Regions from separate parts of the Homo sapiens genome. Here regions 1 and 3 are each linked to region 2. The links are chromatin contacts, found by Hi-C or POLR2A ChIA-PET in ENCODE. All regions are on one chromosome and are shown on one strand. The core of a region is the stretch at or near the end of the contact, and the rest is flanking DNA. Distances in the headings are between cores, read along the strand shown. Region 1 holds the start of CLTCL1 (clathrin heavy chain like 1). Region 2 holds the start of RTL10 (retrotransposon Gag like 10). Region 3 overlaps DGCR2 (DiGeorge syndrome critical region gene 2).

The links. Hi-C counts contacts between places; a loop is a spot of excess contacts on that map. ChIA-PET counts read pairs that join two places held with the same protein, here RNA polymerase II (POLR2A). Pooled maps may share reads with other maps.
Region 1: a loop to region 2 is called in a map of CD4-positive, alpha-beta T cell, with 4 times the contacts of the local background. The contact joins the promoter of CLTCL1 here to the promoter of RTL10 in region 2. A Hi-C loop is called at or near these places in 2 of 168 maps with a recorded cell type or tissue (CD4-positive, alpha-beta T cell and ascending aorta) and 13 of 50 pooled maps. POLR2A ChIA-PET finds 5 or more read pairs at or near these places in 1 of 52 experiments (activated naive CD4-positive, alpha-beta T cell).
Region 3: a loop to region 2 is called in a pooled map, with 4 times the contacts of the local background. The contact joins the enhancer-like site here to the promoter of RTL10 in region 2. A Hi-C loop is called at or near these places in 2 of 50 pooled maps. POLR2A ChIA-PET finds 5 or more read pairs at or near these places in 3 of 52 experiments (activated B cell, activated naive CD4-positive, alpha-beta T cell and naive thymus-derived CD4-positive, alpha-beta T cell).

The regions. Positions count from the first base shown.
Region 1 is chr22:19,290,242-19,293,347 of GRCh38, reverse strand. CLTCL1 (clathrin heavy chain like 1) reads left to right here and starts at 1,629. Exons shown (of 33, transcript NM_007098.4): 1 at 1,629-1,748. The coding sequence starts at 1,707. LOC105372859 (a long non-coding RNA gene) reads right to left here and starts at 1,401. Exons shown (of 6, transcript XR_938002.3): 1 at 1,018-1,401. RefSeq lists silencers at 1,511-1,750, 1,632-1,816 and an enhancer at 1,927-2,440.
Region 2 is chr22:19,853,523-19,857,040 of GRCh38, reverse strand. RTL10 (retrotransposon Gag like 10) reads left to right here and starts at 2,167. Exons shown (of 3, transcript NM_024627.6): 1 at 2,167-2,381; 2 at 2,502-2,598. It overlaps GNB1L (G protein subunit beta 1 like), which reads left to right and starts at 2,167. Exons shown (of 8, transcript NM_053004.3): 1 at 2,167-2,221; 2 at 2,502-2,598. It overlaps LOC124905080 (a long non-coding RNA gene), which reads right to left and starts at 2,069. Exons shown (of 2, transcript XR_007068005.1): 1 at 1,329-2,069. RefSeq lists enhancers at 1,157-1,636, 3,059-3,518.
Region 3 is chr22:19,107,655-19,110,873 of GRCh38, reverse strand. All of the region lies in intron 1 of DGCR2 (DiGeorge syndrome critical region gene 2), which reads left to right. Among named protein-coding and RNA genes, the nearest start is that of DGCR2, 13 kb to the left of the region's middle. RefSeq lists enhancers at 12-513, 514-1,016 and a silencer at 1,112-1,161. Within about 2 kb of position 1,860, at least 16 of the 41 ENCODE cell types and tissues checked have a DNase peak (open chromatin) inside an H3K27ac peak, as active enhancers do.

The DNA of each region.
Region 1 (3,106 bases), core at 380-2,879, 560 kb after region 2:
TTTGCTTAACTATGATTTTCTTAAATTCTTTCTTTTAGGGTATAAAATTTTAGTTTTAATCCCCAAAAAGCCCTGGGGAAGGTGATTTAGGGAGTGATGGTATTAATTACTAAAAAATTTATATAATGTTTGGGGTAAAGGGTACTTGGAGTCACAGGCATCATTGCCAAAATAAAGAGATTTGGGAAATGTAGTACTAACCACAGCAAAACCCAGCTCTATATTTAGCGGATGAGGCCACATGGATTTTAGAAAGGGCGGGCTGCAGAGGTCTTGGCTAATACTGGAAAAGAGATTTAATTTGAAAGTGAACAGTCTGTTCTATTCCTTAACATATTTTTGGCTACTAGATGGTCAAGCCATTGCGCAAATAATTGCACCATCCTTGTCTTATTCAAGGTGGGCCGTTCATTTCTTAAAATTACCAGTGAGCAACATGGGAAGCAGCAGAGACGGCTATCGATTACCCCGTAGGGAGTGCCTGTGCTGAATGCCAAGGGCTTCCCTTTCCTGACAGACATCTTTTATGCAGCTGAATCATCTGTATGCAAAACATCAGCCAACGGTGCCTCGGAAAAACAACTGGCTGCTGGGCAAACCAGGTGTGGGCTCCAGCTTCCACCTGCTACTACTGTCGTGCAGCCACGGGCACTCTGGGTGATCCTCACTGGCCTGGGGCTGGTCATCTGCTGCTAGATGACCTTCGCTGACTCTCTACATTGATATTCCGACACAGTGTTCTCTAGAAACCGCATGAGCCAGGAAAGGTGTTTCCTAAAGGAGCAGGGGCCGAGCCTCACGCCGAAACACGTCTGTAACACGTACAGTCACGCGTCCCATGCATCCATGCATTCTGAGACATGCGTCTCGGTTGTGGGATCATCACAAGGTAACTTACACAAACTCAGATGGCACAGCCACTACACAACTAGGCAGCTGATGCGGTCCGCTGCTGCTAGGCCGCAAACCCGCACCGCGTGTGAGGTGCGTTATTCCCCTGGCACGGTAATGACATACCTGTACGTGTATCTCCAAATACAGGAGAGGAAATGTCCTTAGCTAAGCCCTCACCAGAGGACAGGAAGTTTCCAGCTCCGTTATCATGTTATGGGACCACCGTCATATACACGGTCCTCCTCAGACCAAAAGGTCGTTCGTTATACGGCACATGTGGTTCTTCCAAGACCCTTTTCCATCTTTCTGTCACATCCGTGCCTGAGTAAAAAGTGGCCCTGAACTCAACCGTCCAGAGTTGGCGGCAGAACTAGCACCACTGGCCCGCTCCACATGTGGAAGGCGCTGGGCAAGGGCCGCCGCAGACCCCATCAGGATTAATCCCCCGAAAACCTTTCACTCGGGTAGCTGGCACACACCGCGTCAGGGCAGAGGGCGCGCGGGACTACTTTCCGCGGACCCTCGGAGCGGGCGGAGGGATCCGCGCAGGCGGGACGGGGCAGAGGCGGGGGCAGGGGCGGGGGCAGGGGCGGGGGCAGGGGCGGGGCAGAGGCGGGGCAGGGGCGGGGCAGGGGCGGGGGAAGGGGCGGGGAAAGGGGGTGCGGGCCGGGGCGCGGTCAGGGAGGAGGGCGGGGGCCAGGACCGGGAGCTCGGGGCACTGCGCCTGCGCCGTCGCCACCGGTCAGCCCGCGCGAGGGGTCGGCGTTCATTCCTGCCGCTGCCGCCGCCGCCGCCGAGGTCCCGCACCAGCCATGGCGCAGATCCTCCCTGTTCGCTTTCAGGAGCACTTCCAGGTGAGGCCCGGCGGGCTGGGGGGCTGCCCTGTCAGCCGCGCCTCCGCCGGGCCGGACTGCCAGGCTTGACCCCGCGCCCCCAGCCCCGCTGAGCCGCTGCCCAGCTGGCCGCGCCGATTTCCGACCTCCCACCTGGGCTGGGGCTGCGGCGTCCCGGGCGCGGCGGCCGCTCCTGAGGACCCGCTTGGGTGCCGTCGCCGAAGCCCGTTACCGGCGGGGCCGGCTGGGGAATGGTGGGGGTGGAAGCCAACGCCCCCTGGGACGCCCCGCTCAGTGCCCGCGAGGAGGCACACAAATTCCCGCTGCAGGCAGGGCAACCCAAGGGCCGCGCGGATCCCACAGCTCCACGCCCCTCCTTGGCGTCCTGCGGTCCTTATTCGCCCCTGAGTTTGCCTCTGTGATCGGTTTTCGTCCCCAGGGCGGCTTCGCCTGGGAGGACCGTGAACATGCGTGACCCAAGAGAAAAATTTCTCAGGGCCAAGCCTAAATAGGGCTTTTCAATGCAGTAACACCCCCAAAGCCTGCCTTTTTAATAAGGTCCCAGTTTGTTCTCCATTTGTTTGTGTTCAGAAACATAAGGACTGGCCCCCTGCTTTGAGCAAAGGCTCAGGTCGGGCGTCGTGCGGGCCGCTCGCGGGTCTGCCCGGGAGCGGTGCTGGTCCCCACGTTTACCCTGGGAGGTGCGGCAGAGGAGGGATAGCCAGCGGCTCCTCCCTGAGTGCTCTGTGTTAAATCATCACACTACCATTCGTTGCGATTCGCTTACTCTTTTCTAGATGAGGAAACCGAGTCTCAAAAGTGTTAAAGAACTCATCTTCATTCAATAAGAACAGGATTCAGACTCAAGTCTTTTTGACCACAAAGTAGTACATCGAGGAACGTGCTTGCTTGAAAGTTCCTATTTTCACAGTGCAGAGCACTGTTAGCCCTAGATGCAGACGGGAAAAGCCTTGGGAACTGTGTAGTGCAGTCCAGTCCCCTCATTCTGCAGACTGGAAACTTGATATCCAGGGGATCCTGCCAGGGTCACTTGGTTAGTGACACAGTGGAAGTTGTATGGAGGTGGGAGTGCCCTGACATCTGTCCGGGCTTCATTCTGCCACTAAGCTAAGCCAGCACCAGTCATGTTGAGGTAGCAAAATACTGCTGCTGCTCATAATAATGATGATGATGTAGTTATCATTTACTGAGCCGTTTCTCTTGCCACTCACTAGACTACTGTATTTTATAAATCTGGTTTAATTTAATCCTCATGATAACTGAGGCAGATAGTGATATCCTGTTTTCTACCATGGGTCACTGAGGTTAATATTCTAATTCCTTCAGCAAAAGTTACATGGCTAGTAAGTGACAAAGCT
Region 2 (3,518 bases), core at 918-3,417:
GTGACACAGTGGTATTAGTGCACCTAATCATAGCAAAGGTACAGTAAAAGTACAGTGCAAAAAATAAAAAATAGAACTGGTTAGGGCACTTGCCATGAACAGAGGTGCAGGACTGGAAGTTGCTGTGGGTGTGAGTGGTGAGTGAATGTGAAGGCCTAAGACATTATTGTACACTACTTTAGACTTTATAAACACTGTACACTTAGGCTGCAACACACTTATATTAAACATTTTCCTTTTTTTTTGAGATGGAGTCTCACTCTATTGCCCAGGCTGGAGTGCAGTAGCACAATCTCAGCTCACTGCAACCTCCGCCTCCTGGGTTCAAGCGATTCTCCTGCCTCAGCCTCCCAAGTAGCTGGGATTACAGGCACATACCACCACGCCCGGCTAATTTTTTGTATTTTTGGTAGAGACAGGGTTTCACCATGTTGACCAGGCTGGTCTCAAACTCCTGACCTCAAATGAGCTGCCCGCCTTGGGCTCCCAAAATGCTGGGATTACAAGCATGAGCCTCCACAGCGCCTGGCCTAAAAATTTTCTTTCTTCAATAATAAAATAACTATAGCTTACTGGATGACCAGTTACATATGTGGTCCCTAGTTGACCAAAACGTTGTTATGCGGTGCATGACAGTTATACACAGGAGAGGGCCTGAAAGAAAAAAAAAATTTGGACCAAAAAAGGCCTTTTCTGGCTCAGTTGGATTCATTTCTTCCACAGGCCCACTGCCCACTCTGCTGATGGGCGCTGAGCTGTAGACTGAGCTGCCTTGAGGCTGAGGTAAGCTGAATTTGTGGGAACCCCCACCTTTCCCTTGAGGGAGGAAGTTTAAATTATCAGGTCAATTAGGAAAGATACAACCGAAAAAAATCCAAATTTCATTCCCACTTCAAGGAGGCGTTTCCTGGCTCGGTGCCACTTTTATTATTTTTGGCCCAGGCTGCTGAAAGCCCCACAGACCCAGGGAAGGTACAATGTGACCTTTGATTCGCGTTTCAGGGATCAAAGTGAGTGAGTTTGGGTGTAAATGCAGATAACATTTCAGAGAGCTTTCATGAAAGGAGTCACTGGACCAGGGCAGAAAGGGAGCTGGTGTGTTACGTGTGTGTTCCCCTTGAGAAGCGTCACTTTCCGGTGAATCCGGCTGCCTGCCCGTGGCCCCAAGGACTCCTGGCTTGCATCCAGGTCCTTGGCCCACAGGCATCAGATCCTGAGCTGGGGCGCCTGCACCCTCTCCCACCTCTTCTCTAGGCACCGTGAAGCCGAGGAGAGGTGGCGTGGGACGGCTTGTGCAAGTGAGAAGAGCACCACCACTTCATCCTCACCTATCTTGTCCCAGGATCTGGGTGCTGACTCGGCAGGCTTGGGCTGGGCACGGCCCTGTGGGGAGGGCTTGGTAGCCTGCCCTCGCTGTCGTCTCCGGGTCCAGCCTCGGCCTGAGTCGGGAAGCACACAATTATATCCACAACAAGGAGGCCCAGAGGCCCTGCCTGCAGCCCCCAGGTATGCAGGTAGAGGGTCCTCTCGGACTGCCTGCCCCCTGCCTCTGGCGCCCAGCCTGCAGCTACGTCGAACCGGGCCCTAACAAGGTTCCCCGCACTGGCAATGAGTGATGAGAGGCACTCCGCGGGCACGCCGTTCCAGGGCGCTCACGAGGCCCAGCAGCCCCGCTATGCCCACATCCACCCCGACACCTGCAGCCCCCCAGGCTTAGCCCGGCCCCGCAGCAGCCCTCTCGACGCCCAGCAGCACCCCAGTGTCTGGCTGACGCCAGGGCAGTAACGGCGGGCTGAAGCAGCATCGGCCCCTCGGTCTACGCCACAGCCGGGTGCAGATTTCCCGGATCTGAGGGACCGCCGGGCACCGTCCGCTGGGGATCATGAGGGGCAGCTTTGGCCCGACCGTCTCGCGCCTGTACACGCGGCCCCACCTGATCCCGTGGCACTTGGCGCGGCGTGGGAATGGGCGCGCTCTCCCATCACCCACCGCGCGGCACTGCCGCGCCAGCAGGGACCGGGAGAGCCTGCGAGGTAGCGGCCACACGGCATACAGCGCAGGCGCGGCCTGGATGGGAGGAGCGCGTGGAGCGTGCCGGGAGCATGCGCCGGGTCGTACACGGCGGCCGCGCGCACGCTGGGGGCGTGGCTGCGCGATGTAATCGGTCTCTGGACGCTGCGCGGCGCTCCTAGGAGCAGGCGTTCCCGACTCCGGCAAGAGGGTCAGTGTGGAGGCGGGAGCCCGGGCGGCCGGCTTGAACTCCGTGCACGCGGGCCTGGAGCTGCGCCCCTGCGTCTTTTCCCGACTTCTGATCCGCAGAGGGGCACTCGGAGCCCCAGCCTGGGTCGCAGTGCCTTCGGTCTGCGGGCCTCAGTTTCTCGGTCCGCGCCGGGGGTTTGTGGGGGCACCTGGAGACATTTGGGCCGTTCTCGCAGTCTCGGGAAGCCGCGCCCGCTCCTTGCCTGGCCTCACGGCGGCCGATCTCGTTCTCCACTTTCTAGGTGGCGCCTGGACTCTCGCCCTCAGAGGGAGGCCCGTCCCACGGTCTGTGGCTACGGATCCCAGGACCCTCTTCGCGGGCGATTCGCGTAGCCTCAGGTGGGTGGGCTTCTTGTTGCCGTGGGCCTTGTGAGCTCGTATTTCCTGCATGGCGGTTGCTGGGGGGCGGGCGGTGCAGTCGTCTGCACTCAGCTTGCTTTAAGGCTTTGGGCAGGTTTTGTTCTTGGGGCTCCTGGGTCTCCCCAGAGCAGAGAACGGCTCCAGCGTTCCAGGTGCTGCCTTTGGCCTTGTGGGGGCAAACACACATGCGCCGTGGTACCTGCCCCTTTAGGATAGTGCTGTCCAGTCTAGAAGGGCCGAAAGTCTTCTATGCCAGGCAGTGTGGGGAGAAAAGTAGGGGGACCAACAGACTGATAGGCGTGGGAGGGCTAAGGTTCTCAAAATGGTGAGAGTGCGGCCCAGGGTTAGGAAGGCTCAGGCCCAAAGCAGGCCTGGCTGGCTGGTGCAGGGAAGCCTTCTCCCAGACTGCAGGGGACACAGGTGCGCAGGTGAGTGGGCAGGGTAGGGGACTGGGAAGAAGGGAAGGCAGAGATCTGGGTAGCACACTGTGGCTCCCGGGCATGGGGTGTGGTCATTGTGGGCAACCTGGATACCTAACCTTGGCTGGTGGTGGGAGCTGGGCCCTGGATCGGGGTCACTGCTTTTTTAGAGCTCAGTGAGGGACTGGACTGGACTCGACTCACGTCCAGGCCTTAGTATAATCCTGCAGTAAGGTGGGAAGCCAGGGTCATGGGCTGGGCTTTCAGGTGAAGACCCCCCCCCCAGAGGGGGGTCAGACCTGAGGGATTCCAGAGTGTTTGGGTGGTGGAGGTAGGGCCAGTGGCCCTGGCAGGTTCTAGTGCTGCAGGCCACCCTGGGAGGTACCTGGAGGAACTCACCCTGAGGGGGGATGGCCAGCAGATAGGAGATGTGGGATGAAGGTGTGTGCAGGCCTTGTGCTCCCAGTGAGCCGGTGGCGT
Region 3 (3,219 bases), core at 611-3,110, 750 kb after region 2:
TCTTTTTATAGGAAGTAGGTTTACTCATATTAACCTCATTTTACAGATAGAGAAACAGAGCTTGGGAGACTAAGTGACTTAGCCAAAGTCACACAGCTTTTAAAGTCATGGAGTGGGTATTTGAAACATGGGCAGCATAGAGTTCATGCTGTGATATTGCACAGCTTCAAGAGAAGTCTCTGGCTCTTTTTCCATCTACTCCTTGTCTTTCTCCTTCTGCCTTTTCTTTTTTTTTTTAATTTAATTTTATTTTACTTTAAGTTCCAGGATGCATGTGCAGAACATGCAGGTTTGTTACATAGGCATACATGTGCCATGGTGGTTTGCTGCACCTAACAACCTGTCATCTAGGTTTTAAGCCCCGCATGCATTAGGTATTTGTCCTAATGCTCTCCTCCCGCCTTTTCAATGTGAACCTTCCCACCCACCCTGCTTTTCTTGTCTTCTTCCCATAGCTTCAGCAGGCTCCAGGTGCCGCAGCCCTGACTCCTCAGGGCCCACCCCTGCTGTGTCCACACAAATGCCCCCAGGAAGCTGACACTTCCCCGCAGCCTGTTCCTGCAGTCCCTGCCTTGGTTCTTAGCTGATGCTGTCTTATCACTGCCACCCCATCCCCATTTCTGAGCATCAGGCACCCTCATCAGCACTTGGCATGTAATAGCTCCATTAACCTTAACTGTAACCCCGTTTTTTGGATAGAGTTTTTCGTGTGTTAAATCTTGTGTTCAACTTAGGTTTTGAAATAAGAGCAGGAAATGAAGCTTTCAGACTGCAAATGTTTCCTTTGAATGTTCTTTAAAGACCCCATATGATAGGACATGTGCTTTTTGTGAGTGTAACTCCCTGTGGTGATCACACTAAAGTTTGGACCCACTCTGTTAGACAAGGGAGGAACTGGGCAGAACTGCCTGCCCATGGCTGGGCTGTAGGCTCAGTCTCCTTTTAGATGCGTCAGATTTCTAGTCTTGCTTTCTTGCAGGAGTTACTTCATTCAGTTGTAATATTATCCTTAGGACTTTAAATCCCTCCGTATTTTATATGTGCTTTTCAGGGTTAGGCGGCTCCACTGCTACCGCAGTTTTTTTTTAATAACGTAAAATATGCCATCATAACCACTCAATTCAGTGTTCAGTTCATTCAGTGTTCAGTAGTGCCAGAGTATGTACCTTGTTATGCAACAGATCTCTAGAATGTTTTCATCTTGCAAAACTGAAACTCAGTACCTATTGAGTAACTACCCCTCCCTTTTATCTCTCTCTCCAGCCTGGCAACCACCGTCCTACTTCCTGTTTCTAAGAGTTTGACTGCTTTAGATACTCCATATAAGTAGAATCATGCAGTATTTGTCTTTTTATGTTTGGCTTATTTTACCTCAAGGTTCATCCATGTTGTAGCATGTGTCAGAACTTCTTTTTAAGGCTGAGTTGTATTCCACTGTATGCATATACTGCATTTTGTTTATTTAGTGTACACCTGGGTCGCTTCCACCTCTTAGTTATTGTGAGTAGTACTTCTGTGAGCATAGGTATATGAATATATCTTTGAGACCTTGCCTTCAATTAATTTTGGGTATGTACCCAGAAGTGGAATTGGAATTGCTGGATCATATGGTAATTCTATTTTTAATTTTTTAAGGAAACTCCATGCTGTCTTCCATAGTGACTGTACCATTTTACATTCCTACCAACGATGTACATGAGTTCTGATTTCTTCACATCATTGCCAACACTTGTTTGTTTGTTTGTTTTTGACAGTGGCTATCCTAATGGGTGAGGTGATAGCCTATTGTGGTTTTGGCTTACATTTCCCTGATGATTAAGGAGGTTTTTTTTTTCTTTTCCTTTTGAGACAGTTTCGCTCTGTCATCCAGGCTGAGGTGCAGTGGTGTAATCGTAACTCCCTGAAACCTTGACCTCCTGGGTTCAAGTGATCCTCCTGCCTCAGCCTCCCATGTAGTTGGCACTACAAATGCATGCCACCACACCCAGCTAATTTTTTGATTTTTTTTTTTTTTTGTAAAGATGAGATCTCACTTTGTTGCTCAGGCTGGTCTTGAGCTCCTGGGCTCAAGCAATCCTCCCACCTCCGCCTCCCAAAGTGTGAGGTTCATTTTCTGATATGTGGAGTCCAACTGTCTAGTACCATTTGTTGAAAGGTTATACCTTCTCCATTGAATTGTCTTTGTACCTTTGTCAGAATCCATTGACTACATTTGTGTAGGTCTATTTCTGAGATCTGTATTCTATTCTGTTCTGTTGGCCTGTGCATCTTTTTTTTTTTTTTTTTTTTTTTTTTTTTTTTTTTAGATAAATTCTCTGTTGCCCAGGCTGGAGTACAGTGGTGGGATCACAGCTCACTGCAGCCTTGACCTCCCTGGCTCAAGTGATCCTGCCACCTCACCCTCACCGAGTAGCTGGGACCACAGGTGTTCACCATCATATGTGGCTAATATTTTTATTTTAATTTTTGTAGAGACTGGATCCCTGTGTTGCCCAAGCTGGTCTCCAACTCCTGGGCTCAAGTGATCCTCCTGTCTCAGCTTTCCAAAGTGTTGGGATTACAAGTGAGAGCTACTGTGCTCAGTGTGGTCTGTGTATCTTTACTAAGCTTTTGATCAAAGACTTTTTTAATTTTAAAGAAGTCTGATTTATCATTTTTTCTTGTTATGGTCATGCTTTCTGTTTTTGTCTAATAAATCCTTGCCTACCCCAAGGTTACGAAGTTCTTCTCCTTCCCTAGTAAAATCTGAGCTTCGTGGGGGCAGACACCTTATGGTTCTCCTCCTGCTCTTCTCACTTGTGTCCTGTACAACACCTGGCCCCTAGGAGGTACACGGCGGTGTTCATGGAAGGAGCAAATGAGTTGTCTTAAGGATTCATAATAATGTATTCTAAGCACTTGATATACTGCCTGGCACATGCAAAATGAGCATTCAGGAATCTGATTTGACTACAGCTGTTCTTTCTCTTAGAGAAATTGGCTGCGCTATCCTGTGGCTATGATCGAAATGTGGTGCGAGTGTTGGATGAAACTGCTGGCTGATGTTTACATCAGATGCGAGATAGCTCTCGCTCCAGTTCTGTCCCACCCTCCTGCCCTGGTCTTATTCCCAAGTATGTAGCCCCTCCTGCCCGAACCCCCATGAAATAAGGACTGATTGCAAGTTGCTGTTCTTTTCTTGAAAGTGTCACTCATGGAATAGGTATGCTTGGTGGACCT